Linked DNA regions of Mus musculus: all the other regions are linked to region 2. A link is a loop called in an ENCODE intact Hi-C map of the cell type or tissue named here. Cell type or tissue: left cerebral cortex. All regions are shown on one strand. Links, peaks and the distances in the headings refer to the core of each region. The heading gives the core; the rest is flanking DNA.

Region 1 (10,782 bases), core at 2,349-7,348, 79 kb after region 2:
AGGTAAACATTTGCCGTGAAACTTCACAGGGGGTTGGTTCCAAACCCAGAGTCATGTGACCCTTGTTTTACATTTTGGATGGTCAGCTTGACTGGATTGAGTATCACCTAGGAAACAACATCTCTTGCCATGTCTTTGAGGGTGTTTCCAGGGAGGGTTAGTTGAGACGGGAAGACCTATTTGGAACTTGGGATATCACTGTTCCAAAATGGTGGAGCTCTGAGCAGAATGGAATGGTGGGGTGGGGGTGGGAGAATCATGGGCCAGCTATCTCCCTCTGCTTCTCCCTCTGCTTCCCAAGTTTGGATACAATGTGTCCATCTGCCTCACACATCACTCCAGACAGCATGGACTGAAAGTCCCTCAGACTGTGAGACCCGATAAACCTTCTCTTCCTTAGGTTGCTATTGCCAGGCATTTTGTTATGACAAGGAAAAGGACGAATACAGTTCAATCACATGGGTTTAGGTTGTGGATTCTGATTGTTTTCTGAAGCAGAAATCATATTTGGTCTTCCTGTTAATTAGGTGGATTAATGAGTAATAGGAACTACGGTTTTTAGTCACCAAGTGCTCTCAGTCCATACAGCTATGTCACAGCCTTGTTGGAGTTTGGTCCAGACCCCTGTGCCAAGCATGTTAGTTAGTTGTTTTCCCATCTCTGTGGGAGCCGGTGCTCTGTAGGTGTTCTGCAAGCTTGTGCTTGCTTCTGGACTATTTTGTAAGATGTGGGTCTTGACGAGCTTTTTGCATAGGGAGTCAGGGTGGTAGGTTCAAATCCTGTCGTTGATGCCGACCAGGTGAATAACGTCGGATAAGAGTCTTCCCTTTCTGGAGTCAACTGTTCTTATCTACAGGCCGATGTAGATGTGCAGAGATGCAAAGAGATGCGATGGAGCTGGGGTTAACACTTGACGTGCAGAGCAGACTTAAAAATATTAGTTAAAGAAAATTTCTAGTATTTGATTTCCTTTTCTTTTAAATTGGGATGACGAGCCCTGCCTGCTCTCTCGAAGGGACTATTGAGTGCCATGAAATTGTGCACTGAGGGTGTCACTGAGAAAAGATGTTCCTATGCTCTGCAATGACGAGGACTCAGCAGTTCAAACTGCATGGAAGATGTTTTCTTTATGTGCATTACAGAGAGGACTCTGGACACAGACTGGCTTTCGCTCCTGGCGATTTTGTTAACTCTTATTTGCAAACAGAGCCACGGAGGACCGACTAGTTTGCATCACCTCAGAGAGTAGAAATGGAGTTAGTTACTGGAGCCTCAGAGACTAAGAGCCCTTTATCTCTCCATCTAGGATGTTGGGACAGAGTCCCTGGCTCTTGGAAGGGGGTAAAAGTGGGGCACATTGAATTAGTAGGGTAACACCTAGCTCCAGAAACACTGTGGATACTGGGTGAGGGAACAAGAGAGCCTTAGCGAATTCAGGGAAGATGGCTAGTTTCATTTGGCAAGAGCCAGGGATGTGCAGCTCAGGGAGACATCACCAGAAATTGTTCAGTCCAGCTGGGTGAGGCAAAGTGAAGACTTCTTGGAGGCTGAGGCAGGAGGATCTGGGGTTGAAGGTCAGTCGGCACTACATACTAAACTCCTGTCTATACCAAGCTTTAGAGTGGGGGGCGGGGCTCAGATGAGGAGCCCACCTTCTAAGGGTGAGGAGACAAGACAACCCACCCACAGCCTTGGTGGGATGGCAAGAAGGAGTCAGTCTCGCTTTGTTTTGGAAAGCTCTAGGAGACATCTGTATACAGACAAGTGTGGGACCTGGGAGATGTCCCTACGGTTTAGCAAAACAGGCTGATAATTTTACTCCAGTAATTGTTACTTTTAATGAAATTTGGGTTGAGATAATAGTCAGGTCCGGTAGTAAGTCTGGTAGTCATTGTTGCTACTATTTATGGAACGCTTATGTATGCCAGGAACTACTGAATGCAGTAAATGACCACACAATGGGTAGCTTAAAGAAACAGACATTTGTTTCTCACAGTTCTGGAGACCAGACATCAGTCCCCAGCCCCCACCAGGTCCCAGGCCGCCCCCTCCGAGGGCTTTAGTGGAGGCTCTGACTTTGGCTTGTGGTTTTTGCCTGCAGGCTGTATGAGTCCTGTCTTCGGGAGCCATGCTGGGGAGAGAGAAATACAGGGTATGCATTTGGGCCATGTCTGTAGAAGGAGGACCCTGAGAATGGAGAATGGTCACCCCTCCAGAGCCTCTGGATCTTAGAGATGACCCTCCTCTCTGCTGTGAAAGGGGAAAGGGGTCCCCAGGGGCTACAGAGACTGGGTGGTCTGGGATGTAGGAGGTCAGAGAGGCTCACCTGGGATGTGGAGGGAGGGAACCCCTTTCACATGTGAGGACAGAAACGGCTGCCTTCCCAGGGTGGCGGGTAGAGAGGAAGCAGCCCCTAGCAGCTGGCCAGCCTGGGGCAGCAAGGAGCAGCTGTGACTGAGAGCTAGCTTGTTTCCCCACCCTTCCCGTCCCCTCCCCCAGGCTATTCTGGGCAGGAGGGGATGTGAGGTCTGAGCAGAGATGGGGTGGAGGAAACAGCGGTTGCTTCAATCTCCACTTCACCTCTTCATCCCTGGAGAGCCCCTCCTTCTCTTCTTTGCTCTCTTCTCTGGTTGGGAGGGACTAATTGGCCTGCAGGCCCCAGAACAAGGGGATCACAGACGGCGGCAAGCTTTTTACATGGCTGCTGGGGAATCCAAGCTCAGCTCCTCACGCTTGTGTGGCAAGCAAGCCCTTTCCAGACTGAACCATAGACTCAGCCCCCTGAGCTTCTTATACTCACCTTCAGTGCTGGGTTGGCCTCCTAATGGATCACTGGTCTTGACAGAGAAAGATTGAGACATCCTAATGAAAGGCCTTCTCACAAGACTGTACAAGTTCATACCTGTTGGAAGTCACTCTGTACCTTGAGGAGGAAACAACATGTGGTTAGGTATATGACAGTCCTTCCTGGGTCACATGGCCCTGCAGAAATGTCACATGATCCTAGCCACGCTGGGCAAAGGAGTCAGAGGTCAAAGGTCCAAGACTCCTAGGTGCTCTCTTATCTGGTCTGCTGTTATGGCTGATCTGACTCTTAAATCACACACCATCATCTTAGGATTTCCTAGCCGTGGCTTACTGCAGGCAGGACAACGGAGAGACTGGAGGATGAGTCCAGGGTGGCACACGTAGCCAGGGGACTAGTGTGGGACTTCTAAGGATTTCTCCACGATCTGTGTTTCACTGTGCCACACATGACTAGACTCCATCTAGTCTTGGAACAGCCCGGGTGAATGGAAACTTTCTGGATATCAAGGCATGTGGCACAGCAGTAAAGAGGCTAATGGACCCCAAGGAAGTTAGGAGGAAGTCCAAGGCGGTGCTCTCCATTCCCCAGGTTCCTGTGTGGCAAAGGTGGGGTCACCAGCTATTGTGGGCCGTGTCATAGAACACCATCCTCCAAACAAAACAGCCTCCATTTTCACCAGCTCAGCCGTGCATGAGGCCCATTGACTACTGATACCTGCTCCCAGAAGGACTGGGCAGGAAGGTCCCTGGTCCCTCACCTGACATTCCAGCCATTCCACTTGTATAAAGTGATGCCTCAATTGCATATGGTCTAAGGCTTTCCTCAAGATACTAGGACACATAGGCTGGAGGTTAATGGAAGCACCATCTGGCCATGATGTCACAGGGAAGCCACCATCCAGGCCTGGTAAAGGCATTCAAGAGCTGCTTTTGGGTCATCCATGTTCTAGGAAGCTACCCCTTACCCTTGCTCTGTAAATAAGACCAATAAACTCATTGTTTCCCCCAGGGTGAAGTTTTCAGGGATCGTAGTTTGATTTGCCATTGGAACCCAATGGGGAGGAGGGAGCCATTGTCAATATCCCTCTCCCTGGAGGCCGATTCTTACCATCCGGGAACAGAAAGCTGCTCTGTGTCTAGGCTGTGTCTGTGTCAGAAAGCCTCTTCGACCTGCAGACCCCAGTAACCCTGGAGACCATAAGGTCTTGATGGCTTTATTGATGGACGGAGCCTGTTGCTTCAGTTAGAAGCAAGCCTTTGAGATGAAAGGGAAGCTGCTGCCACAAACACCCTAGATTGAGACCTGCCTCATCCTTGCCCTGCAGATGTATCCTTTCCCTCTCATGAGCACTCTGGGGAACAGGCCCCATTCTTCCCCATGGTTTGCCTATTTCTGTATTGCATTGCTTACCTCTACCTACTGATCTGTTAAAACCCTTTATCTATCAGAAAGACTTGCTTTTATTATTATTTTTTAATCAAGAGTTGAGCTACAGTGGAAATCATTGCTATTTTGATATATTTAGTTAGTTTATAGAAATACTTTTCTTTGGTCTGGAAAGATGACCAGGTGGTTAATAATACTTGTTGCTCTTCCAGAGAACCCAAGTTAGCTTCCCAGCACCTTCTGCCACACAATCACCTAAATCTGGGGAGTAGTCTGTTGCCCTCTTCTGGCCTCTATAGGTACTACACTCATTTGTGCATAAATGAAAACATGGAAAATTAGAAACAAAACAAAACTTTCCAAAGAATGCTTTTTGATATTTCGGGGTTTCTTTTTTGGGGTGTCTGCCATGCATAAAAAATTTTGATTTTCCACACATTAAAATCATCTGTTTTGATAATCTGGATATTCCTCTGGACTTAGAGTCTCTCTCTCTCTCTCTCTCTCTCTCTCTCTCTCTCTCTCTCTCTCTCTCTCTCTCTCTCCCCCTCTCTCCCTCTCTCCCTCTCTCCCTCTCTCTCCTTTCCTCTCCTTTCCTCCCTTTCCACCTCCCCCCTCTGTGTATGTGTGTGTACTTGTATGGAAGTCAGAGACTCATGCTTGCTTTAGGGTGTCTTTCTCAGTTTCTTCTCCACTTTCTTTCAAGGCAGAGTCTCTCACTAACCCTGGAGTTCATGACTCAGCAAACCGCAGGGATCCTCCTGCCTGCTGTCTCTGCCTCCCCAGTGCTGGGATCTCAGGTGCCAGCTGCTCTTCCTGGATTTTTACATAGGTGCTGAAGGCCCAACTTTGTGTCTGTGTGGCAGACCCGCTCAGCTGGGCCACCCTCAGCCCATAAGGTTGTAAAAAGTTTCCCTTCCTCCCTCCTCCCTCTCTCGTCCTCCCCCTCCCTCCCTCTTCTTCTCTCCTTTCCCCTCCCTCCTTCCCCTCTCTCCCTCCTCCCCCTCCCTCCTTTTCTCTCTCTCCTTCTCTCTCTCTCCTCCCTTCCCTCCTTCTCCCAACCTCTTCCCCATCCCTCCTCCTTTTCCTTCTCTCCTTCTCCCTCCCTTCTCACCACTCTCCCCCCTCCTTTCTTTAACACTTTAACAGTTTTATCTCCCTCTTTGATGGTTGTTGAGTTTTCTAATTGAGTCCATGTTACTTTCAGCCAGGTTGCTGACAGGATGCAGACCTGGGATTTTTTTCATATAGTTGAAAATTTTGATGATATTAATTTATTTCTCAAATCCCATGTTTTCTCCATTATTTCAAACTGACATTGGCTATAATAGGTACAAAATTTCTGTTAGATTTCAAACTCTTAATATCAAAGACGAACTGACTAGGGCCGAGGAGAGAGGAAGGAAAAGCCAGTGGCGAGGGGTCAGGGGGTAAAAGCAGACTATAGTGCGTGAGTGGACATGCCACATCGAAAACACTCACTTTGTACAATTAACATGTCCTAAAGATATTTAAAGCAATACAAATAATTTTCCTGTTTTGAGCCAGGGTCTCATGTACCACAGGATAGCCTTGAACTTACTAAGTAGCTGAGGATAACCCTGAACTCCTCATCCTCCTGTCTCAGCATCCCTAAAGGTTGAATAACCCTGGCTTTTAAATCCATGACTTGAAAAACCGCTTACTTACATCCTGCGGACCACTTCTGTGCCCCCCCCCCCCCACCGTGTGCCATCTGCTAATCTATTTATATCCCAGTCTACAGCCTCAGAACAACAAGCAGCTGTGGGTGTCAGGTGGGGCAGGACGATGGGACCCTCATTTCTCCCTTTTCTGGAGTTGTCTGGATTTTTCAATGTGGAATTTACAATCAGATAACAGTACACACACACACACACACACACACACACACACACACACACACACTGGCTTTTTATTGGAATTTCACTTATTTCAAACACTCCCCCATCGCACAATTCTGTGACCTTGACTGTTCCCCTGCCACTCCATCGGTTCAAGTCCTGGTCCCTCCAACGCCCCCATCTCCTTCTGAGCCAAGGTTCAGTCATATCAACCTCATGTGGCCTTAAGATGGACTGTCACCAACACCCAGAAAGGGGTTTTGGAGGCAGAGAGAGAGAGAGAGGGAGAGAGAGAGAGAGAGAGAGAGAGAACTACATCTGAATACCAAGAACCGAAAGTCAGCAACTTTGGTCAAAGATAGAATAGAAGAGGCCCGTATGAAGGGCTGTGGGCTGTGGGGAGATCTGAGGGCAGGCAGGGGAAGAGAAACTTCGAGGAGTGGCCAGGGAGGAGAAGAAAGTGGGACCTCCAGATAGGAGCCTGGTCCCGAGCCGTGGGAGCAGGTGCACCAGCCACAGGAGGGCACAGCGGTGGTGGGCGTGGGGGGGCACAGCGGAAGGCAGATTTCTCTTCCTGCAGGATCTCCACTCACTGCAGTCTTTAGCCAACTCAGTGGAGGGCAATGTCCTCAGCTTCAAAATCACATTTTACTGAGATAAATGGCATGCATTGAGAAATGCCAAAGCACACACGTTCCTTGTTTGCACCACCATCTGAGATGCTGTTCCAAGTTCCCCTTGCATCTCTAGAGGTTGCCAGTGTCCTGATGTTGTTGTTGTTGTTTTTAAATCAAAATATGATTACTATTATAATATGGAAAAAAGACCTTAGAAAATTCAAGGTTAGGGATGAAATGTACTGAAAAGGGGATTAGAACCCAGGCCAAGATGGGACACTGTGGGAGAATCAGGAGTGGGAACATCTTACAGGCCTGTCGAGGAGGAACAAGGTCCCAAAATGCCTCCATCTTCATGAGGGACCTTAGCTACCCAACTCAGAGGAAACAGCCTGAGGCCAGCCCCATGGCGGTTGGGGTGACTAGTTCCAATACTTGGTGACCCCATGCAGATCACTGTAGCTCTTTACTTAATGTAGCCCAAGATGGCTACCTGGATGCAGTACACAGGACCTTGGCTGGGCAGGAAAGCCCAGCTAGTCTGCAGATTCCAAGACACTGTGAAGGTTTCTGTAATTCTCTGGGGCCTTCTGGTTTCTCTCATGGGTTTCTTCCTGCACGTATTGCTTCACTTGCTCAAGGCCCAAGAGAACCTCTGTCACTACTGTGGAACATTTTGGTCATAACTCTGACCTCTGTATCTTAGCCCTGTGCCAAGGGAAGAGAACGACCTTTTTCTCTGTGGAAATTAAGTGTGATGGTGAACATACATGATATACATACATACATACACACACACACACACACACACACACATATATATGCATATATGATATACGTGTATACATATATACATACACACATACATATATGTGTAGGACATCCATATGCATATGTATATACCTACATACACACACACACACACGCACACACATGCACGCACAAACACACGCGCATGCGTACACACGCACATGCACATAGCCTTTCTTCCTGGAAAGGTTGGAGAGATGCAACAAGGTTCAGGAAGGTCCTTGAATTTAGGGGAATCAGCTCCCAGATGAGCTGAGGTGTTCTAGTGCCAGGGTGCAGGGTGATGGTCAACGGTCCTGGGAGGCAGGACTTTGGGACGCTGGTGTAGGAGGCAATGCCTAGTCTTGGCAGTGTCTACTCGAGGCAGGGAGGTGGAGTCCTTGGATGTATTTGCAGCCAGGCAAGTGGTGACCACATGGTACTTGCTGAGCAGCTGCTGAGCTGCAGTCCCCTAATTAGAGAGGGCAAGTCCTGTTTGAAGCCTCAAACTCAGGCTCAGGTTCTAATCAGCGTTTGCATTCCAGCACATCTGGCAAAAATGAAAACAGCTGTGAGGATGGCAAGATGCAGGGGACAGGAGAATCTGTCCTTGCTTGTCAGCGTCCAGCAGATACCGAGCTCTTCACGTTGAGTTTTCTTTGTCTCCCTTCCTTTTAGGCTTTCCAAGGAACATGGTGCCTCTAAGCAGGCATGTGCTTTGACCCCCAAAAGACACCCTTTGCGTCACTGACAGTCCCTTTGTATTGGGCTACTGTCTGTCATTTCTGATGGGCTGGCTGGTGGGAACTGTCCCACAGACTCCAGCCCCAGGGCTGACAGTAGGTCTGTCTTCAAGCTGTTGGGCTGTGTTCAAGTCACAAACAAAACCAGAGAACACGATTCACGGCCCCATGGGTACCACTTTTCAGCTGGTGATGGGTTTGGCCTCTGTCCTCTGCTTTGTGGGTCAGCAGAGAAAGTGCCCACTTACACAGGATGTAATTTTAAGAGCTCCAACATGACCAGCTATCCTTTGGCTTGGGATAGAAATATCCATGGAGGAAATGTGTTAAGATCAAGGAGGTTCCTGTCAAAAGAAACAGCTGGCCAGACAGGGACAACCTGCTTTACACAGCTCATTATTGATGTGTAAGGCATAGAACAAGCTTCCACAGTCTCTTCTTGTTTCAGTGAGGCGGGACCTGGTGGGCAGGTGGTGCCCCTGTGCTGATCTGTGCTTGTCTGAGACTGTGGGGAGCTGCCTGGTCCTCCGGCATCTCCCCATTGCTCCTCTGAAATCTGGAGAAACCTGCTTTGACAAGGTCATGGAAAAGTTCATAATAAATTGTTCCCTTGTTCAAATCACATCTCAATGAGAGCCACCCTGACCGCCATCTTTCACACTGTCACCAGCCGCCACTTATAATGTCTGGCTTTCCTGCTCTATTTTCATTTAATGTGCATTCACTTAGCATACAATATATTTTTACCTCATGATTATTTTCTGTTTCCTGTTAGAAAATGAGCTTCAGGAGGGCATGGAAGCCAGGCAGGCTTTTACTGTGGTGGGGGCTAGGTATACGGGACGGGACATGTAGCACTAGATACCTTTTATGTGGAGACACTGGAGGGAAATATCTACAGCTCTGACTCTTGGAGATGGCTTTTTCTTTTCTTTCCAACGTGTCTTATGGAGATGGCTCAGGGGATGAAGCAACAGGTTCTTGGAGAAACTGGGAATCAGTAAGGCCCACTTCCACTGACTTGGCAGCTGAGTGTGGATTTAAAGAGTGAATAGTGATTAGGGAAACAACCTCCCACGTAGCCGCCTGACCTTTTTTTTTTTTTTTTTTTTTAATTTTTTCCCTTGTACCTGTACTGTGTTCTATAGCACAAGGACTTCCTGCCACCATTTTCCTCAATCCCAGCACTGGAAACGAGGCCTGGCAATGTGTTAGATACACTCCAAGATGGAAGACTCACCATTTTCTCATGCTCCTGATTGATAAAGGAAACCAGTGACCCAGGTCTAAAAGGGAGACCAAGGAAGCCCTGGCTTTCTTTGACTCTTAAAAAGTAGGCTACTCTCAAACAATGGAGGTTTCTGAATGACCCAGTGGATAAAAGGGAACTATTTCCAGCAAGCACGAAAATATTCTGGTTTTTTTCTTTTCTTTTCTTTCCAACGTGTCTTATGGACAGCACTCTGGGCTAGGTCCAGAGGGGGAAACCAGGAGGAACATAGATTGGGGAAACATATGTCCTGCTTAATTGGGGACAGTTATGGCTTGCACCTGGTGGCCTGGTCTAATGTGCGGGAGTTCCTCTTTTTCTGTTGTTTGTTTTAGTTTGCTCTGAGAGGGCCTTTCTACATAGCTGGGGCTGGCCTTGAACTTGAGGCTTCTCCTGCCTCAGCCCTCTGAGTACTGAGATTACAGGTGGGCAGCACCATGGCTGGCTTTGTTTCTCTTTCAATCTCAGGAGCATCGAGACTGGCTTGAGAAACGAATAATGCCCTTGACCCTCTACTGGCAATCTCGCGGGCTGGTAGGACCAGATAACAGCTCCTGTTTGGGGGAATGAGTTAGGGTAAGCGGGGCTGCAGTCAAGGGTTTCCAAGGAGTGAGGCAACAGCCCTTTCCCCTCCTTCACTCAGGTTCTGGTGGGCTAAAGTGAGCGTTCTTAGCAGGCCACCCACATGGTACCAATGTGAGCCATCAAAAGTGTACATGCTATGGAGGTGGTACCCTCTGGAGTCACCCCAAGGTATACGGTATAAAGGGTGACCCTTGGAATTGCACCCAAAGCTCCCATGGGTGTTGGGTTTGTAAAGGTTGAGAGATCAGTGTCTTAGTTTGATCAGCCATTTAAGATCACAGGCTTGCTCTGTTCCTTATTAAGTCCCTTGGTTCTAGTTTTTCCAGGAAGCCTTCCAGTACAACATGAGTTGATCTGAGCTGTTTTTAACCATCAGCTACTAACCTGAGCCCTTCAGAGACCTTTAGAGAAAGTAGTCCGATCTGATGGTCTTCAGCCATGACTGGAGAGGCAATAAGAGGATACATGTGCCCGAGACCCTTGGTGATTGACATGTCTGTGGGGAAGGAGAGCTGTGGGCGTGTGTGTAAGGTTCTTGCTTGTGGGCTGAGGTAGGAGCCTCTTATCTCTCTTGTAGACTTGAAGACTTTGGTGACAAGGAGGACAGAACCTCTTGAAGTTGGCTCTGTTGGCTGACCTCACTGCCCCTACATGATGACTTGTTTTCTGGATTCCCTACAGAGGCCAACTTCAGGGATGGAGAATAATTCATCTCTGGCCT
Region 2 (10,782 bases), core at 3,457-8,456:
TGTTGATGTGGCCCCCATCTGGAATCAACTAAAACCCAAGGTGCTGGGGAGTCCTGGGAGGGATTTTCTTCATCAGTTTATCGGAGTAGTTGAAGCAGCAAGACCTATTCTGAATCTGCCACCTTCTAGTGGCAGCCACTTGGAAGGACATGGAAGAAAGACGCCTTTGCTGTCTACCTGCTTGCTCCTACTCTTGCTGGCAAGTTCATCTGTCCTGCTTCTGTGGTTGGTATTAAATCCAGCTTTTTCAGGATTCTGATGGAGACTGAAGACGAGTATCTCTCCAGGAACCATCTAGGGCGACAGAAGCAGAGTGGGACTGTCATTCTGAGATCTGTTACAGTGAGATCCAGCCTCACCGACTGAACAACTACCAGATTCTTGACTTTCCCCCTTCCCCTGGGGAGGCAGCCAGTTTTGGACCAGCGGGGACCACATCCTGCAAGGCAGTCTAATAAATTCCCTTTTAATATACATACTCACCCATCAGTTCTGGTCCTTTTGAAGATGACTAATACATCTTGTCACACCATTTTAAGCCAGCCCTAGAAATGGAACCTGCACAACCCCACCCCCACCCCCCAATTCTCATGGCAGGTGGGGAGGAGGGAAGAAGAGATTGTTCACTTGTCCAGAAGCCCATGGTAGGAACTTGTTAACCTTCCTTGTTCCCCATAGATGAACCAACAAGGGCAATCCACATGGTGCTGTTAGTGAAGGTAGGGAGGAGCCTACATGTCCACAGTGCACCCTTAGCAGCACCTACAGATATGGAGCACTGTGGTCTTCCACCCAGGGCCTGCTCCAGCTGCTGTGCTCCGTGCTGTCTTGCTAGGTCCTCTCCACTGTTTTCCTGGCACTCATGTCCCTGGCTCACTCACAGCTACAGTGCTGTGTGAGTCAGGCACAATGGTACACTTAGATGGGAGACTGAGGCAGGAGGATTACCATGAGTTTGAAGCCATTCTGAATTATAGTGGGAGACCATCACAGCAGAGTGACAACCAGAAAGAGGAAGAAATAGCTGGGCCCAGGGGTGGTGGAGCATGCCTGGAATCCCAGCACTCAGGAGGTAGAGGCAGGAGGATCAAGAGTTCCCGGCTAGCCTGGCTACATAGTGAGACTCTATCACACTCAGACATATTTTCGTAACTTTTGTGCACTTTTCTCTCAAATACTTATTTTCAACTGTCTTCTAAAGTCTCCTTTTTTTTTCTGTTTATCTTCCTATATACACGCTACACAATAACACATTCCAGTTGTTTTAAAGACTTAACATGAAAAACAAGTCCTGAAACCATTAGAAAAAAACCCCAGCAGGCTATTTTTAAGGTCTCAGGCAGAGAGGTGTACTTAAAATGGATCACCACTCCACACCCCTTGACCACAAAGGACGAGAGCCATCCGACTGACTTCGTTTTCAGGATGGTAAATGGTAGCATCTGAAAAAGGACAGGCAGATGGCCCAGTAGAAAAAAAGATGAACAGGAAGTTCGCAGAGGAGCATATCTCAGTGGCTAACACACACGAGGAAAGATGTCAGCCTTGTCATTCACTGGGGAAAGAAACATTAAAACAAGTTGGGTGTGGTAATTCCGGCACTTGGGAGGCTGAAGCAGGCGGATCACTATGGTTTAGAGAGTAACAGTGATTCCAAGACTGCCTAAGTTAAAGAATGAACTGTGTCTCAAAAACCAGTCAACCAACCAACTACCCAATCAACCAACCAACCATTCATCATCCACCCATCGATCTATCCATCCATCAGCTAACCAACCAGCCAATCAGTCAGCAAGCCAGCCAGCCAACCAACCAACAAGCCAACCAGTGAACTAATGAACCAACCAACTAGCCAGCTAACCAACTAGTCAATCAGCCAGCAGTATTTGTCTTTCTGTATCTCGGATACTTCACTTAAGAATAATTTCTGGGGGGCCGGAGAGACAGATTATGTCTTAAGAATGCTGGCTGCTCTTCCAGAGGTCCAAAGTTCAATTCCCATCTACATGATGTTTCACAATCATCTATAATGGGATGTGATGCCCTCCTTCTGGTGTGCAGGCATATATGCAGACAGAGTACTCACACACATAAAATACATAAATAAAGAATCTATTTTACAGATAATAACCTTCAGTTCCTCCCATTTTCCTGCAGATGTCGTGACTTCACTCTTCTTTCTGGCTGAGTAAGGTCCCATCGCGTGTTTCTTTATCTGTTCATTGGCTGATGGGTGTCTAGGCTGCTTCTGCCTTCTGTGTATTCAGGAGCAGTATAGCAGTATGGTAAGCCCCACAGTCTAGTATGTAATTAACAATTAAAATATAATCTCCTTGATCCTCCAAGTTACAGTAGACGCAGTTCATCAGACAAACCTCACTGCCTTGTCTGTCGTGTCTGACTCTAGCAAGGCTGCCCTGTAAATGCTTTGGTTTGAATTTTTAAAAATTCCTCCGAGAAAATATGGATTAGCCAAATTATTTTTTTGAAAGACTCAACTGCTGTATGACATTTTCTTAATTCATTAATTTTTGAGATGAGGACTGGCTACATAACTTGCTTCATAATTCAGGCTGACTTCAAGCCTTCTGCCTCAGCTTCTCAAGTTCTGGGTTCACTGGGCTTGGCTGTGCAGCATTTTGGGGGAAAAAAAAACATAGACACCAAAAAGTCATCTAAGGTGTTATTTGTCCTTAGCAACTTGAACAAGTTTATTTAATTCTTACTTATGTTATATGTGTGTGTGTGTGTCTGCATGCATTTATGCCATGAAGCCCTGGAGTGTTGGATCCCCTGGAACTATAGTTGCTGGGAACTGTACACCCCCTTCCCCACCCCTGTCCCTCTAGTTCCTGCTTTTCTGCTCATCTCCATTCTAATCTGCTTTCGTCAATGCCTTGGGCATTCCTTACTTAACTTTCTCCGAAACTTCCTTTCATCCCTGTCAATCTCTACTCTGGCTTCACTCAGACAGCACGGCCTTTTTTCTCCCTCTTCTCCATCTTCCAGCTGTGGACTAAGAACCTCAAAGAGGGAACCTGAATCTCCCAAGTAATGCATCGACTCTGGTGGGACTCCCCAGAATTTCCACTAACAAGTTTCCAGCAGGAAGCAGAGATCCTGTCTCCACAACTACCGTGTGTCAGGAGTTTGCACCGATCACCTTTCTCAACCACCCAGCAGAATTCTGTTTCTCTGTACAGACCAGGAGGTGGTGGGTTGGGCTTTGGGTTCAGGCCCTGGGTCAAGTTCCCAGAGCTGGAGGGTCTGTTTGACAAGTAGGGCCTTCTCCAGGCAAGCACCCCTTCTGGCCTGGGGGTTGGCCCTGGCCCTGGAGCCCACCCGGCAGCCAGTCCACTGGCGCTGGCTGCTGTGGGTGGTGGAGGAAGGGCTCGCTGGTCCCACTGCCTTTCTGTGGCTTGAACAGGAAAGAGACAAAGGTTCCATTTTAGGGCTGAGGAAAAGCATTTGAGGTATTTCCATGGGAAGTGGCAGCCAACAAAAGCTGTGCTGGGTGGTGTTCTAGTTAATTGCAGGAAGGCAGGCAGGCCTCTAGGATATTACCTTTCTCGACTGGAAAGTGTTTCTTTGAAAAACGTTTTGGTTTAGCCTAGGCCTCCTAAGTTTTAGCAGATCTGCTAGTTCATAACTATGAAGAGAGTCACCAAGTTGGTCCTCAGGGGCTGGGAGGGAGGGAGGTGGAGGCAGCATAGGGCTTGAACAAACCACCCAGACGACAGCTCTCTGCTAAATGATGGCTGCAAAACACTGGATTAGATTTCTCAACCCATGGAAAGTCCTAAAGGGGGCTGTTCCCTGGGGGGCCTGCCTCCCCCAAACGGAAACAGAACCTGCGCCACTGAAGGAAACCTCTCCTGCCCCTGCGATCGGGAGAGGGCAGGAAATGAAGCCAGCGCTCTTCTTAAGCTGTTTCCACCCCCCCCTTTTTAATAATGAAAAAAAAAATTAAAAGAAGAAGAAGAAGAAGAAGAAGCATTTACAAAGTTATGAATTCCAGGGTGTTGGGTTCGACATGTTGCTTTCCCGGGTGACTGACAGAATGTCTGCCATTCGAAGCTCTGGTCCACCAGAGTGAATGAGGCCAGCTCCCCAGGGAAACCTCACCTAACTTACACCTCAGGTTTCCTTGCCTAGGAAGGGATCAGTTTGCTGTGATCACAAATCCTGACCATGTCTTCTATGCCTACGTGAAGTGTGTGTATGCACGCATGTGTGCGCGCGTGTTTACATGCATGTGGTGAAGACCGGAGGTCACATCAGGTATCTTCTATGGCTCTCCCCTTTACTGTTTCAAGGCAAGGTTTCTCACTGAACCCGGTGCTGATTCAGCTAGACTGGGGAGTGGGGCGGCGGGAACAAGCCCCAGAGATCTGCCTCCCCACCTCCCCAGTGCCGGGATCACGTGTCCACCACGTGCTCAGCTTTTTAACATAGGTTCTGGAGACTGAACTCAGGTCCTTATGTTTGCCCGACAGATACTTTGAGCATCTCCCTTGTGCCTTCAGGTTTTTTTTTTTTTTTATGCTGGGGATGGAACCTAAGCCCTTTACTTGCTAGGTAAGTGCTCTGTCATTTAGCTATCCCACTGGTTCTGAGGCAGGGCTTCTTGAAGGAGGTGAGAACAAGCATTCAGACCACCGAGCACTGCATGGGGCTCTTCCCACAGGACTGCTCCCCAAACAGAACACTGCTGTTGGCGAGGGTGGATTTCCATCTGACTGATAGACACGTGGACACAGAAGTCTATGAATAAAAACCCAGTGCATTCCCTTCTCCTGGCGTCCCATGATCCCCAACCTCCAATGTGAACACTGTCACAGTTGAGCTCCGTGGGGTCCGCCCCAAGAGTCCTCGAATCACCACTGCCTGGGCTGCCCTAGTTCCTGCTCCTGTTTCTGGGCCCTGAGGCTGGCTCCTTCGCTGCTTGGCCTGTGTTGGTGGGAAATGTTACTGGGACATTCATTCCTCTTTCTGGCTCCTGCTGGACCAGCTGCTAGCCATAGCCCTCTGCTGGGGTCTCTTCCTGTTAGTGACCCTCCTACACAGCCCTCTTCCCTTTCTCTTTCAGGGCTAGAGATGGTTGGGGGCTCTGGGTGCTTTGTCTTCCCTGGCTAGCTTCCTTCCCTTCAGTCTTATGAAGAAACAATTTATTAAACTCTCCTTAAGCCATCCCAGAAGATTTTTCAGTTCTTGGACTAGGAAGACATATTTTGTAAAATGAAAAATGGTGTTAGATATCTATGTAGACTCTATCTATCTATCATTTTTCAATCATCTTCTCTATCTACCTATCTATTATCTATCTATCTATCTATCTATCTATCTATCATTTTTCAATCATCTCTATCTACCTATCTATTATCTATCTAGATATCTATCTATCATCTATTTATCAAATTATCTATCTATCCATTTCTGTCTATCTATCCATTTCTATCTATCCATTCATTTTTATCTATCCCTATCTATCTTTCTCTCTTTCTCTTTCTTTCTTTCTTTCTTTCTTTCTTTCTTTCTTTCTTCCTTTCTTATCTATCTATCATCTAGTGTGTTTGTGTGTGTGTGTGTGTGTGTGTGCGTGCCTATGACAAGGTCAGAGGACAACTTTCAGGAGTCAGTTCTCTCTCTCCTCTCATTTTCAGTGACTGAACTCGGGTCAGCAGGCTGAGTGGCCAGCACCCTCTGCCACTAAGCCATTTCTCTTGCCTCATCTGCTGTTTTTTAGGACCATGGAGAATATCAGGATTACTTGTCATCAGCGAGCCTAATGACATCTATTTAAATTTGTGTTCAGTGTCTGTTCTAATGGTATTTTCGAACCTTCTGGAATGCTTGCTGTGAGCCCGTGTCCCCTCCACTTTTTTTTTTATTATTATTATATCTAAGTACACTACAGCTGTCTTCAGATACACCAGAAGAGGGTGTCAGATCTCATTATGGATGGTTGTGTGCCACCATGTGGTTGGTGGGATTTGAACTCGGGACCTTCAGAAGCGCAGTCCGTGCTCTTAACCACTGAGCCATCTCTCCAGCCCCCTCCACTCTCTTAATCTCACTTCCAGCCTCCCCTGCACAACTGCACACCGGTGTAGCCGCTGGCCTTGGGAACTGACAGCCACGGGCGACAAGGAAGCCTCACTATAGAGTGGGCTCTGCTGTGAGCCTATAATATGAACAGCTGGCTTTCAGGGAGGCAACCAATGTCCTCCAGGCACATCCCATTATGTCTATGAGCTGCAAAAATACTGACTTATGGAGGGAGAAAAACCCTATCCGACTGAAGCAGAGAAAAATCACAGTTTTAAGAGAGCCTTTGCATGATATTTTGTGGGATCCGTTCTTGGGGCTTTGTGTGTTCCCTGAAAAAAACAAAACATGGAGAAGGCTCTCACTGGTCTGGAGCAGTGGCCACATGTCTGAGGGTAGAGAGACATGGCTGTCCGATGGTCCCCTCTCCTCCTTCAGCTCCCTCAGGGCTTCCACACTTATAGCCAGCAGGGGTCGCTGCTGCCCAAGACACGGTGCCCAGGCTGCGGGGGACCATGGCGCCCAGAAGGCAGGCCACTCCAAATATATTGGGAGATTTTTCTTTCCAGCAGGTTAGAAACCTGCCCACTCTGCACTTCTGTCTAAGAGAATGAGCGAGCCCCATTTCTTCTTCTCCCCAAGACCCCATAGAGGTCCGCGGGGCTGTGTCCTCACACAGCGTGTGCAGCTGGGAGGTCTCCCAGCACCATGTCTGCCAGGTCAAGCGGTCTGGGCATCAACAACTTTCAGTCCCTCTCCTGTAAGTTAGACTGGTGGTAGCCTTGCCAGCCACACTGGTCAGGAGAAACTGGGGGCGGGAGAGGGGCGGAGGTGTCAGAGAGCTGCTAAGCAAGTTGTCTAACACAGATGGGGAAGGAAAGAGGATCCATTTTGGATCCAGGACACTGTGTGTACTTGGACTGACACTCAGATACCGAAGTCCAAAATGAAGACTCATCAGGCCCTACACTCTGTAAAATCAGCCCTGGGCACTTGGTGAGATGCCTAGACTGAGTGTTGTGTCCTGTGGCTTGTTGACACACACATCCCTCCAGTTTGTTGTTCCCTGATTTAAGAACGATGACACGTCACTTCAATCAGGACAAGTGACACATTTATTAAGATGGCTAGTCAGAGTGCCAGCTCTTCTCCTGTGTCCATGTGCTCTGGGTGTGGCCACTGTTGCTTTCGTAGGTGAGAATTAATTCTTTACAGAAAAAAATGCCCTCTCTGGATGGGCATGGCTCTTGTGGCCCAAGTCTGCACAGGAGCCATGCTTGCCCTGATCTCCTTAGTTTGACACATGGATGCAGTGGCACAATGGCACAGGGCGCTCCTGCTGACAGTTGCCTGTTTCTATAAAGGACCTTTGGAGAGGACTGGTCAGGAAGGAGAGTGAGCTGAAGAGATATCTCTGACTTGGAGATATCTCCTTGGCTGGTTCCTCTGCACAGAGCTGTCAGCACCACCTGGGAGCACCCAGACATCTTACTCAGGAGAACAAGGACAGGGAAAGTCCCGGGGGGGGGGGAGGGCGTGTTGAGGGGATATATACACCCATGCACAAGTGTATCTAACCCTTGAGGCTGATGGAGAGTAGGAAGGTGATGCAGACTACAGGGGACAGGGAAGTGTAGCCAAGAGAGGCCTGGCTTTGAGCTTCAGGGCCAGGCCAGAATGAGCCAGGACACCCAGAGGTTGGGGAGGAGAGGGAGAAGAGCGAAGTCGCTGAGGAGTCCAGGTGAGGAGGTAACTCCTTCCTCTCACAGGTGTTCCTGGAGGTTTATTCCCATGCCACACCAACGATCTTTCTGGAAACTTCCATCAGCAGCTCTGAGCTGTCTTCTGCCTGTTGTTCCAGCTCCTGTTTAGAGTCGTGGGAACTAAAGAGAAAGTCACAGCTCCTCTGTGCATGCGCCGAGAGAGGACGCCTTGGGACAGAGGACCATGCCCAGAAAGGCTGGGAAGGAACAAGCCCCCTCAGTGGATGAGGGTGGCCCGGGAGGATGTGGGCCTTACACGGGGTCTTTATAGCTCTGCTATGTGTTCACATTGGCTCTGACCGGGGCCTGGGCCAAGCTCCCCATCCCTTAGCCCTCCCCCCACCTGCAGGAGGGCACAGCAGCCCCCAACCGGGGACTTTGGGTGCAGATCACTGGTTTTCTTCCACCTGGTGGCTGTTGTCTTCTCAAAGGCCAAATTCTGCCTTTTACTCATGCGCCAGGGTGGGGACCCTGTTTTCTTTTCCTCTCAAGTTCCCGCTTCTTTCAGAAGGTGCTGAGAAGGCTGAGAAGGGCCAATCAGGCAGGGAGGGCAGTGTGAGGACTGTCCCGGGAGGTCATCCTGCACTGGGCTGTCCCAACAAGAGCTTGAACTCAACCGAACCATGACCCCGAATTGGAAAGCACTGCTCCAACTCACCAAACTAAACCCAAATATTATTACTTTTTGACTGCACTCTGAATCTCATGACTGTTCTCTCTTTAATACCTTCCAAGCCAGTCTGAGCTAGACACAAACTTATGTGTTTTCTAAAACCGGACCCGAACTTGAAAATAATATCCTATGCGAGGTGACATGAAATGTTATCGACTTGGGCTGTCTTGGTTGTAGCAGCCATAAAGCCCCTTTTATGGCCCGTGTCCTTCTTGTTCTCTTAGCACTTAAACTTCCCTTCCTAGCGTTACAAACAGAAGTAGAATTTGCATACAGTAGAGTATCCTTCAGTGCACAGCTTGGATGCATGCCGAAGGATACGTGTGTGGAGGAGCTTGGCTCCTTCTCGTCAAGATGCTAGCACATGGCTGTCAGTTGGGGAAATTCTCTTTACCCTTTCCCTGACCAGCTTGCTCCCACCACACAGTCCTGTTCTGACTTCCATCTCCTTTTGCTTCTCACCCGAAGCATTCTGATCATCCCGACCCCTGTCTTAGAAAAACAGAGGACATGGAGATACCCATTTTATTGCTAGGACAACAGAGGTTCACTTATTTCTTTGGAGGCCACGGAGCTGGGGCGTGGCAGAGAAGGAGCCCACCAGGGTTCTGGCTGCTATTCCATGCCAACCTTTTAAGTTAGAGATTTATCCTGGGACGGATGCTTGCAGCATCTTCCTAGGGAGTGCAGCTCATATTTGTCTCTAGGACGCCATGGGACACACTCACCCCCACGGCGCCCGCCCCACTGCCCCAAGCTTTTTTTTTTTTAAACCTGCTCACTTTTAGAGACTTGTCAGCAGAGAGTGGATGTTCCTGCATATTGCTATCTGGGTTGCACCGCTCAGCACACAGGGACTTTTAGGGTTCCTACACATCCGGGGGTGATCACGTCCTGCCCTGGGCCGGGTCCCCTGACTTCAGTCTGCCTGTGTGTGGTGTCTGTTGGGGGCTCTAGCTGCTTGTTCTGTACAGACAAACTACATGTGACCCCCTGAGAGCAGCGCCTGTCTCCCTGAGCCACTGGGCAGGGAACATTGAGCAGGCTCCCAGGCCTGACTTCCTGGGGAGACATTTTCCAGGTCTATAACAATGTTGAGTTTGATTTGATTTCCCCCTTTGCAGGCGATTGTGTGGTTTGGGGTGTTTTGCTACTAGTTATAATCCCATAAAGCACAGCTGCTGAGATTTTTCCAAGAGGGCTGCTTTCAACCGCCCTCGTTGAAAAGGCTCTAATTTATTTCAGTCGCTTGTGGGAACCCGGCCTGAGCGCAAGACAAAGGCGTCCCTGTGTTGATATAATTGCCCTTCGAGAGTCTCCTTGGGGAGGTTCTACCATCCAGAGCCACCTTGCTGTCTTCCATGCCTCTTAGAGGGACATGGTAGTCCCTGGGCCTCCTGGGGCTTAGGAGCCAGGACAGGCTTCCCGGCTGGCTCATGTCCTGTGCTCACAGGCTTTGCCCCTCGGCCAGTCACATTAGTGTGAATTAATCTGGTTGTTCCTCCTGGTTTTATATGGAGCCAAGACCTGCCCACTGAGGGTGACACTCTGGGTGAAAAGATTGATGAAGAGGGAATCTCAGCGAAACAGAACTTCAGCAGGGGCAGACGTGTTGGCTCCATGCAGGGACTGCAGATTTAACTTGTCTAGATGGTCAGCCTTGGGCATGCCTCTCTCTGCCAACCCCAGCACTGGGACACTGACAGGCTGCTATGCCTGCCTATTGTGCTGGGATGGGGATTGCAGTCGGGAAGCAGGTGCTTCGGGATGCTGAGATCTCCCCCCCCCCCCCCGCCCCTTCCCTGCACTGAACTCAGTCAGCAGCCCAGCCCTGGAGAGGCCAGTGAGTTTTTGCTGCTTATCAGATCTTAGGTACATCTTAGCAGAGTTTTTCTTGAATGTAACTGCTTCCCAGTGGGAATCCGGGGAGTGCTATAAAGGCGGCTATGCTCAAGACCCTGCTTTCTCTGACACATGGAAGGTGCTTTCCACAGAGCCACAGGGAATACCTATTTCTTTCCAAGTAAGAGGAAGTCACACGGTGGGGAACGTTAGCCTAGACGGTTCCTCTCAGCTCCATGGGGCTCCCCCCTTTTATAGCCTTCTCTTACAGCCACCTAGTGAGGCCCACAGAGTCCGGTGAGCCCTAAGTTGTGCAGTGTGGCTGGCCAGTGTGAGTGTGAGTGTGTGTGTGTTTTGTGTATGTGTGTGTGTGTGTGTGTGTGTGTGTGTGCATGAGCATGCGCTTGCTTGTGCACATGCACGTGTTAGTGTTCACACGCTCATGCACAGGTAAAG
Region 3 (10,782 bases), core at 3,323-8,322, 290 kb after region 2:
GCCCCCCACATGGCATCCTATGTGAATGCTTAGGCAGGGCAGGGAGCCACTGATTTTGGTTAAAAATATCAAACTACTATTATTTTTTGTTTTTTTTTTTCTTTTCTTTTTTTAGGTTCATTCTCAGGCTTAATTCTTTGTTGGCTTTACTCCTTATGATAAGTAAAATATGATAATAATATTCTGTGTGCATCTGTGTGATCTCTGCAACTGCTGTTTGCTTTGCTTTGTCCAGGGTTGGGGATTGAACCTATGGCCTCAGTCATGCTTGGCAAGTACCCTACCATTAAGCTACACCTCCAGCCTGCAACCAGCTTTTGAAAACTAGAGATTTCCTGTGAGCTACCTTATAAGTAAGCCCTTTTCTCAAGGACTGGGAGATAGTAAAGGTGTTCTGACTGCTTAGCTTTTAACATTTCAGCTGGCACCAAGAGCCACATGCTTACATGCTTAGTCCCACAGTGGTTTCCTGACAAGGCTCTTCCATAGGCTCACCTCATATGGAACTTGGCGCAAATCTGGGAAGCAGGTGGGGTTACTACCTTGATTTTAAATGAGCAAAGTGTGGCTTAGGAAGGGTAGCTGACTTACCTACATCTCACGGACACAGTGAGCTGGAACTCAGAACCAGTCTCCCTAACGCCCAAGCCTCAGTTCCCATTGCCTCAGACTACACACCTGTGCCCTCAGGGATACACGGGCAAGGAAGGAATCAGGATGCTGATTCGTTCACTTTTGTTTTTCTGAGACAGGGCTTTACTGTGTAGTTCAGGCTGTACTGAAGCTCACAATTCTTCTGCCTCAGACTCTCCAATCTGCAATTATAGGCGTGTGTCCGCATGCCTGGCTTTCTTTAAAAGGTCATTTTAGTGTAAACAACTGAAACGAATGATATCTTGTGACTAACTTTAACTCAAACTAAGTTGTAGCTGACACCCTGAATATCAACACATGGGTTTAATGTACTTTAATGAGGTGCCTGGGAAATGGCACATGGCCAGCAAACACTTGTTGAATGAATCAGTACAAAATTGTACTGTATTTGTTTCATTCCAGTGCGCATGAGCGCTCCAAATAAACCTCAATTGCTACCCTGGTTTGATCCACCTCTAACTGGAATAATCTAGAGAAACAGCTAGAGAATGTAACTATTCAAGGTGAATTCATCTTCAAAGAAGACAAGAATAGACTCAAGGACAAGACACACAGACACTGTCCTATGTTCTTCCTGTCGACAGAATCATCTCAGGCAGTAACTATATACACACAGGAGAAAATATTAACTGAAAACAGATCACAAGACCTCTGTAAGAAATGAACAATACTGGCCAAGAAGAAATAAAGGCTAGTTCTTCGGCACAGGTTGGAGGCCTGAGCAGAACTGGATGATACACAGTGGGACATGCACGAAAGCCAGTGCATTGTGATGGCGAGGTGTTTAGCTAGGGAGAAGATGGACAGTGACTGTATGTTTGTAATGATGCTCTTAGCAGGCCTGGCCCAGAGCCCCATTGGCTGACATCTGGAACAATGCATAGATATTACTTCTTGGACTGTGGAGTCTGAGAAGTTGCAGAGTGGATCTAAGGCCAAGAGTTGGTCAGAGAGGACGAACGGAGTCTGGGAACCAAACTGTAGTTAATGGAAGGCCAACTTCCAAGAAACAGAATTTTAAAGTTAAAAATTGCTCAAGTAAGAATACACTTGGGCTCAGATTAAATTTTAACCAATAAACGATTTAAGGAGGCCTAGGGGATAGTTTCATTACTGAAAAATAAAAACTTAAATAAAATAAACACAAAATTGCTTGACTCATAGCCTCTTCCCGCTCCTATTTTCTTTTCCTTTCTGATTTGTTCAGTTTCTTTATGTCTCTCAGAAAGTCCCTGGGGAGATTTTAGAGGGACACACATGTCTTGACATATATTAGGCAGGTCAAATCCAGATGTATGTTTTTTAAATTAAGATGGCTTATTTAAAGCAATAAGAAGCTGCCACAGAACAGCCAAAATTATAGATATTAGAGATGGAAAAGACCCATTAGATCATCAAGTCTGTCCCTCAGGGCTAGTGCTGGAGAAGCAATCGAAATAAAATGATCCACCCGCTCCGACTGCTCACTCTCTGTGGCTGGAAGACAAAAAGCTCTTGAGAAAGCAGAAATGAATTTTGGAAGGTATGACTAAATACTGAACTTCTTTTTTTCAGTTATTTGGCTCTTTGTCAAGAGAATCTGGGGCTATTTTGTTCTGGGTCTTACATGTTCTTTATCTAGATATGAATCAATAAATCAATGAATGGACCTTTATGTGTGTAAAGATACAGACATATCTATATCTATATATATCCCATCCTCATATGTGCAGCTATATCTATCTCATGGCTTTTGATTCCTTCAGTCATAAGAATCTTACTTATATTCACAGTAAGTTACTGGCTCATGCAGAGACACATGTAGGTTATGGCTAACAGTTGTTGGTATGGAAACTGTACCCTTGGGAGCAAGTCTTTTGTGGGAACTCAAGACAATGTAGCTGTTGATAACAGACAGGTGATACATATAGGCATGAACTTAGCTCATGGGATGAAAGTTTAAACACAACCCATGTGGAGACTAGCTTTGTCTTTAGCTTTACCTGACAGAAATAACCTCAATAATTTTAAATACCTGTAAAAATGCTTTTTACATAATGTCTGAAACATCTGTAGATGACATTTACCTAAATACAGGAGTGGGATAGAGCCAGCTCACTTGCTAAAGACCTTTGAGCTGGCTGACTGATCTGCAAATGGAGTTGCTTACTAGTAAATAGGTATTCTTAGAGGAGCGTTTCTCAACCTGTGGGTCTCCACCCTTTGGTGGGCCGCATATCAGAGATCCTGCGTATCAGATATTCACATTACGATCACAACGGTAGCAAAATTACAGTTATGAAGTAGTAATGAAATTCTTTTATGGTTGTGGGTCACCACTCCATGAGGAACTGTCTTAAAGGGTTGCAGCATCAGGAAGGGTGGGAATAGCTGTCTTAGAAGGACTCTCCTGACTGACAGAACCAACCAGACTTGGGCTGCTGATCCACTGCACATATGGCAGTGCAGACAGTCACACAATTATGGGAAAATAAATTTAACCTCAAATTGACTGACCAAGCTACTCGTTCTCTGAGAAGAAAAAAATGTGACATCTTTACAAAGAGCCATCATTTTACAGAACAAGGTCTCCTTGAAGAAATTAGGGAAAATATTGCCCATAATGCCTTCTAAGTAGATTTTTATTTTCTTACTATTTGAATTAAATCTTTGAGAAATGGGCTAGAAAGATGGTTCAGCTGTTAAAGGCTAAGACCCACAAGCAAGATGTGACAGAATGAATTCACATGGCTTACTGACCATGATCCTGTAGTAAAATACACTCGAAGCTTAGGTTACAAAATATTATGGTCCCTTCTTTGGTTTAGTTGACAAAATGTACCTAGAATTACTCCCACAAAAAGATTGTGCCTCAAGCCCTAAATGGACTTAGATAACTCTGATGTTATCATTCTCTAGCAAGTTTCCCCGAGACAAAGATCTTGCTTAAATGAGGCCCTAGTGGATTTCCTCTACGTTTGGGTGCCAAATAAAACAGAGAAGCCATATTCTCAGACATTGTTTCATGGTATAGACACCATGTCTTGCCTTTCTCAGCCATGACAAGAGTTTTGTTTCAGCTGTCAGTGTTTCCTGGTGAGGGAGAAAGAGGCTCAGAAGATGAGGCCGGAGGAAAAACAATCACCAGTGACACTAGACAAAGCTCCTGTCACTGTCATCTTTTCCAGCTTGCATTCTTCCCCTTTCAGATCCCCTCTTTTGCTAAGTCTCCTCTTCCCTTCCCCAACCAACTATACTTTAGGCCAGACTCCTCCTACCCTTTCTTTACGTCGTTGTCGCTTTTGGACCCAGCTCTACTCAGTGATCCATTCAGTGTACACACTCTTATGGTTTAGTCTCTATGCAGGACCAGAAACACATAAAAGCAAAAATGTAAGCATTTCAAATACATCTAACATGGGCTTTTAACTATTCCTTACAATGAAAAGTACAGAGAAACAGCTCCATTTAGATAACTGTTTCAAGTCAAAGATTTTTGTGTAGGATAGAAACATGACTTGTCTTTGAGTATCTTGGAGACAATCTTATTATCTCTATCCCTTGAATTCCAAGATCTCCATAGAAAAAAGATAGTATTTCCCTCTCTAAAAGACAGAAGAAAGAGGACATAAAAATATGTCCTTGGGCCAATGATCTGGCTCAGTGGGCAAAGCACTTGCCACTAAGTTTGATGAGCTGAGTTTGTGAGTCCACAGGATTCACATGGTGGGAGGAGAGAACTGACTCTCCCAAGTTGTCCTCTGACCTCCACATATGTGCTGTGGCAAGTGAGTATGCATGGGTGAGCACGTGAGTGTAAGCACACACACCATACAAAGTCAATTTAATTTAACATGTCCCTGTCAAGGTACCTGCTAGAATGAAAGCCAGTACATAACTCATTATCTAAGTATCCTATTGTGCCTGCTGCAGTCCTCGTGCTATTTGGGAAGGGCTCACCATCATGGAAGAATGCATGCTTTCTGACTTTACAGCTCTTCCCATCTCTTTCTGAGGGTCACTAAAGCCCACACACTGGCTCTGCTCACCCTCTGTTGTGGAGGCCCATCTCTCGAGCTGGCTAGTGTGGACTGGCAGATTCTTCTCCCAAAGCAGCAGGTTCTCATGTCTTTATGTTCCTCATGGAAACAGATATGGGCTGGCAGACAGGGTATCCCCAGTGTACTCAGAAACAAACCCAGCAGACACAACACAGAAGCAGCAGCATGGTCTGTCTCCTTTTGCCCTCCTAATGAGACCACCCTCTTTATTTGTAGAATGGTTTCTGCATGTTGCCCCTAAGTTTGACCCTCAGGTAGTTCAAATTTTTATATACTGGAGTGACTCAAGCATTACCCCATAGAAAAGGCTACTGTGATGGGGAGGGCACATCTGTGATCAGGGAGCAGCTGGGTATAAGGTATCAAATACACCCACAGGTCTCACACTGTACCGGCTAGTTTATGTCAAGTTGACATAGGCTATTGAGGAAATGCTTCCATCAGGTTGGCCTATTGGCAATGCTGTGGGGCACTGTCTTGATTAATGATTGATTTGGGAGGGCCCAGCCCACTGTGGGCGGTATCCTCCCTAGGCAGGTGGTTCTGGGATATAGAAGGAAGCAAGCAGAGCTAGTCATGGGGAGCAGTCCTTAAACAGCACTGCTCTGTGCCCCCTGCTTTAGTTCCTGCCTGGACTTCCCTCGGTGACAGAGTGTGACATGTAAGTTGTTAAGCTGAATTAAAACCCTCTCCTATCCAAGTTGGGTTTTTGGTGATGATATTTGATCATGGTACTAGAAACCCTAACACACACACACACACACACACACACACACACACACACACACACACACACATATTACAGTGGGCACATGTGGGTTTTATTTTTCCTGTTTTGGTTCAAGGACAGCCTTTGAGTTCCCCACTCCTTCTGATCTGTCTAAAAGGCAGCCAACCATTTATCCTCTCATTATTCTTGTTTAATACAAGACTAAGGAGCTTCGCACTGTGTGCCATGAAGCCTCCACAAGCTGACTATCTTTAACAGTGGCAGTGACAGCTATGCATGCCCTCAGGTCTCCAGGGAGGAAATGGCTGTTCTCAGAAGACATTGAGTCTTGCTGACCTGCTACTTTATGAGGAGAATGGCAGGTTGGCCGTCTTTTACTGTATCGTCTGCCTTTTTGAAAAGTTGCCCAAAGAGTTCCAAGCAGAGTGAAAAGGAAGCTACTGGTGTCAAGATGCTCAGACCTTTCTCATGCTTTGCTCGCTGAGGAAGGAAGCTGTTTGTACTTAGCTCTCTCTCACTTCTCCAGCCTGAGCCAAGGCAGTCAAGAGAGGGTGGTGTTTATCCCTGAACAAAAATCCCAGCATTCCGCCCTGAGCTCTGGCAGTCGAATGTGGCTATCACAGCTTTAAGACAGATAGTCTCTTCTCTGGGAGACTACACACTAATTATAATGCTTCTGCCCGAGGGAGCTCACACATGCAAACCATTATGTAAAGTAGAAGTGCCTTTTCTTTAAGAATATTCAGGATCATTCGACATGGTTTCTTCAATGCTACAAAATCGGGCCAAAAATGAAAATAAACAGTTTTAAGTATTTGCAACCTAACTCTCTCATGCATTTATGGAAATGCAGTCCCGGTGCCCTGACCAGTGGCCTGCACCTTCAGGAGCACAGCTTCTGTCTGTCTCCAGTTCTCTAGCACTTGTACTCTCAACTGACATCGGGTCAGCCTCACTGGGCTACTCACAGGACAGCAGCCCTGGCTATGACCAAATAGTTGGGCTTTGAGGGAACCAACGCACAACAGGAAACAGGCAGCAGCTCCTTGTAAATTAAACAAACTCCCTATAAATTAAACGCAGTAACACATGAGCACAAGCATGGGGCACGACAACAGGACAGGACTTTTCAAAGCAGCCATTAAATGTATGGTGCTGCTTTTCCTAATGACGTGCTGCGATAATTTAAGGCTAAGGTGATGATTCCGTTGATTTAACAGTTTAACATGGAACTCATAAATGAGAATAAAATCTGCAATAAAGAAGTCACGGTTGCTTTAACATTCATGAGTGGAGAACTAGGTGTGCTATAATATGAGAGAAAGATATATATTTCAATTCTGTCAACATTTTAATGCCATAAACTAGCCCAAAACATTTGGGTTGAGCAGTAAAGCCATTTCCAGTTCAAAGAAATATCCTTCTATAAAAAATCCCAGCATTCGGTGGAGCGCCCTTGTTGTATTTTTGCTTCCATTGTCTGAGCATTCTCTCTCCCATACTGCTTCCTTTATGTGATATTCTGACAAAACAAGAGATAGAAAGCACTTACATACTCTCTTATGGAGCACAGACCACTGCCATGGCATGGAGGTCTAATCTAGGAAGAGGATGGAAGACGAAGACAGGACACTCTTCCTGATCCATGTGGGGTGTGAGGTAAAGGGCCGTTCACCAAGGTGAACAACCTAGATGGAGAGACCTGGCTGCTCGGCCTCTCTTCATTTTCTTTTGTGAGACTAAGATTTCACATATCCCAAACTGCCCTTGAACTCGCTACAGAACTGAATCTGACCTCCATCTTCTGCTCGTCTTGTCCCTACCTCCCCAGTACTGAGATTATACGGATGCACCATTACAGCCAGCTATGCAGGGCTGAGAATGGGATCCAGGTCTTCATGCACTGGGCAAGCAAGGGAGCCATATCCCTGGTCCTGCTGTCAATCATTTGCATTCACTGGCTTGTTTTCCATTAGAGAAAACAAAAAAAAGAATCCATAGCAACTGGGCTAGTGTGTGTGTGTGTGTGTGTGTGTGTGTGTGTGTGTGTGTGTGTGTGTATGTTCCGACTTTGCTCCTTCTGTTTTTTTGTGTCCCCCAAACTCCACTAGTCCTTTAGGACAGAAGAGATGACACTGTTCCTAGCCTTTAACTGGATTTCCACAGTAACCATTAAGCCTACATGAGAACTGTCCCCATCCTTGCCCATAGCCTCATTAGACAAGGGGAAAGCATGTTCAGAAATGTGACACTAACACCTGACACCCTGTCAAGATGCCAATAAATATTCACTAGAAAATGTAGTAACACACTCATAATGGCGACACTGCCTGTAAAGGCTAAATTGATTAAATACTTATTATGTGCTAAGCACTACTCTAAGTCCTTGTTAGGGCTCATTAAAACGATACCCCAAAGTATGACACTCTGAATGAAGGGAACCTGAAGCAGAAGGCCTTATGAAATGCCTTAGAATCAAATCCTTTTAGTCTTCACTGCTGACGATGGTGGGGCTCATGCTGATGTTCCCTTATATCCAAGGGCCTGTTTTCTAGAAAACATTCATGACCTTAAACTTACTCCTCAGAAATCTCCTCAAAGTACCAGAGAAGAGAACTAAAGGTCCCTGTAACCACAGAGACTTCTCTCACAGTGAGGGTCTACTTGTCTTATTCCATAGCTTGCTGTAACCTGCATCACTCAGAACATTTTGCTCTGGGGTCTATCTTCTTTGAGATTATTAATTTCTCCTAAAACTCATTTGCCATCCTCTTTGCTCTTCTAAAGTTGACTATAGACACTTCCCATCCTCCGGTAGCTTCTATCCCCTCTGAAGCTAACCCCCGCTGCCTTTTAAAAACGTAACCGAGCATCTTGCCTACAAGTATGTTTGTATATTATTTGCATGCCTGGTACCTGTAGAGGTCAGAAGAGGGTGTTAGACCTCTGGAACCAAGTTACAGATGGTTGTGAGCTACCATGTAGATGCTAGGAACTGAACTTGGGTCCTCTGCCAGAGCAGCAGGTGCTCTTAACCATCAAGCCACCTCTCGGCACAGAAGGTATTTAAAAAAATTTTTTTAAAATGATTTCATAAAATGCACTCTGTCCTTTCATCGTGCTTACCCTCATTACTCTCTCTTATCCCTTTCCTACTCCATGTGATCCTCTTCCTCAAAGCAGATGTTTGAGCTTCAAACCCCCATTCCTTCTTACGAGTCTCCATCGTGCACAGCATGCTTATGTGCATCAGCACAGCCAAATGCCCTTTCTCTGTTCCTTCATTGTCAGCTCATCTCAGCGAACCTCCAGAGGGCTCAGGGGACACTTACTCTACCCACATCCTTCACAGCAACCCTGTAAGGCAGGTACCATTTATTACTGCCTTTACCACATATCAGGAAAGAAGGAGGTAAATACAGAGAACCTTTGAGTTTCTTTGTTTTGATAATCTCTTGTTAATTTAGCTGAACTTAGGTTATGTGCTGGAAACAAAGGTAAGCTGGAGAATAAATGCTAGTTGATAGACTTAAGTAAAAGATAGGTTAATCCACACATACCACACCACACACACACACACACACACACACATATATACATACACCACACCATACATATACACACACATATATAACACATACACACAAACCACACATACACTCTCCCGACTCCCACACGCACGTGCACTCCCACAGCATTTCCATACAGTTCCAGATCATGCCCCGAACCCATCTCTAAGTTAGCCCATCCATATGCTGATCCACAACTGGAATGAAAAGCAGAGTTTTATACTCTGTCTATTGTCATGATGGAGTGACAGTCACCTGGACAGGAACATATGAAGGCACCAAGCACAATTTTCTTTAATTGTGTTAACAGAGCCTGCTTCTATTGCTGTTAGAGACTTAATGATTGATATCTTTGCTTTATATATTGCTGTATATAACCCCTCTCTACACAGTGACAATGGCTGTGAGATATATTCTGCTTGAATACAGAAAAAATCTGTATGGTATGATTATCATCATCATCATCATCATCATCATCACCAATAGCTTGATAACATGAAGCTAAAGGCAAAAGGGAAAAAATAATGTGAAGTTGAAGGAGATTTCAATTTGTGAGTTCCCAGCACTTCTGGACACTGCTGAGGTGAATTTGGATTGGGTCTCTGAGGCTTTCATGATTCTAACCAAATGCAGCTTCCAAGACAGATTGATCTAAAGAGGAGCGAGCCCGTCCCACTCAGTGTAACTAACAGTCTGTTCTCTGCATGCTAGCCTGGGCCAGGCGGCTTGCTTTGCTCCCTCCAGAAGAGGGTGATTCTGAGCCTCTTCCTCGTGGGTGTTTATGATGAAGGAAGGACCGACCACTGCTCGGAGCTCTGCAAGGCGAATCCTCGTGGAAGCAAACAGAGTTTATTTTTCAGGTGGGAACGTTTTTAGAGTTTACTGGAGATTTTCATTTCCAAATCTCCAAATTCAACAATTCTTCAGCCTCTGTAAGCCTTCAGATGGAAGGTCCAATATTTAGAGTAAACAGTGTCCCAGTCTCCCCTTCTGAGCAGCTTTCTTTCTCAGCCCTGTCACAAAAGTGTTAAGTCCTGGCAACTGGAACACAGAGCCTCTTTGTGGTAAAGCTTCCTACTAAACCATGCCGACCGTGTTGCTAATGAGTTACTGCTTAACAGAACCCTAGAAGGACACTGAAAAACGAAAATACCCTGACAAACGTGTTGACCAAAGGATGCCAACAACTCTCCCAGGGTTCTATCCGAAATTCAAGGATTAAAAAAAAAAGGAAAAATGAACTGTAGTGTATGTGAAAAATCATAACATTGAAACATAAGTCCATTTATCTTCTAACTATTTTTCTAGTTCTCGTCCAAAATTTTGCTGGTTATTAAAACATGCCTGTGTAAATATGAATGTTCTGCTTTATAACTTAACTCCCGTTTCTTGTCCTTACGATATAATAATGTCATTGTTTGTTATATCACACTTATTCTTAAAGTGGCGGGGCTTGATTTCCAGGGCTGGTTGTCACGCCGAGGAAGGGCTTTGTGATGGGAAAATGAAAGGCTAATCGGGAATCTCTGAAGGCCGGGGGAAGGCTGTCTGCAGCCCTGAGGATTCTACAGGAATGCATATTAGCACACGTGGAGCTGTTCGCAGTGGTCTCCTAACTGCTCCCTGGGCCCTCCATGGCTGCGATGTCCACTGATAAGATGAAGGGGAACCTCACTGCAAGAACATCAGTGAAGTCATTCAAATTCCCAGACTGGGGCTGGTCATGGGCAAACATCATATTCCATAAGCATGTTCCCTCTGCCCTGGGGAGAGAACGCCCACTCCTGGA

The links. Peaks named below come from ENCODE experiments on the same cell type or tissue, not always from the same donor. Only the 100,000 strongest peaks of a DNase experiment are listed, where the experiment ranks them.
Region 1: it touches region 2 in a loop (2.5-fold over the local background); 18 of 42 quality-filtered maps call a loop at or near these places.
Region 3: it touches region 2 in a loop (2.1-fold over the local background); 4 of 42 quality-filtered maps call a loop at or near these places.

Annotation. Positions count from the first base shown.
Region 1 is chr17:45,290,250-45,301,031 of GRCm38, reverse strand. Gm35204 (a long non-coding RNA gene) reads right to left here and starts at 2,971. Exons shown (of 2, transcript XR_876814.2): 1 at 2,801-2,971; 2 at 1,814-2,131. In left cerebral cortex, for the core only: a CTCF peak has its summit at 4,490 (motif pointing left); no DNase peak of the experiment used is centred there.
Region 2 is chr17:45,370,145-45,380,926 of GRCm38, reverse strand. No RefSeq gene overlaps it. Among named protein-coding and RNA genes, the nearest start is that of Cdc5l, 58 kb to the left of the region's middle. In left cerebral cortex, for the core only: a CTCF peak has its summit at 6,516 (motif pointing right); DNase peaks (open chromatin) are centred at 6,531 and 6,780.
Region 3 is chr17:45,077,383-45,088,164 of GRCm38, reverse strand. The region is part of intron 11 of Supt3 (SPT3, SAGA and STAGA complex component); the gene reads right to left. Among named protein-coding and RNA genes, the nearest start is that of Gm35097, 64 kb to the left of the region's middle. In left cerebral cortex, for the core only: no CTCF peak of the experiment used is centred there; a DNase peak (open chromatin) is centred at 6,007.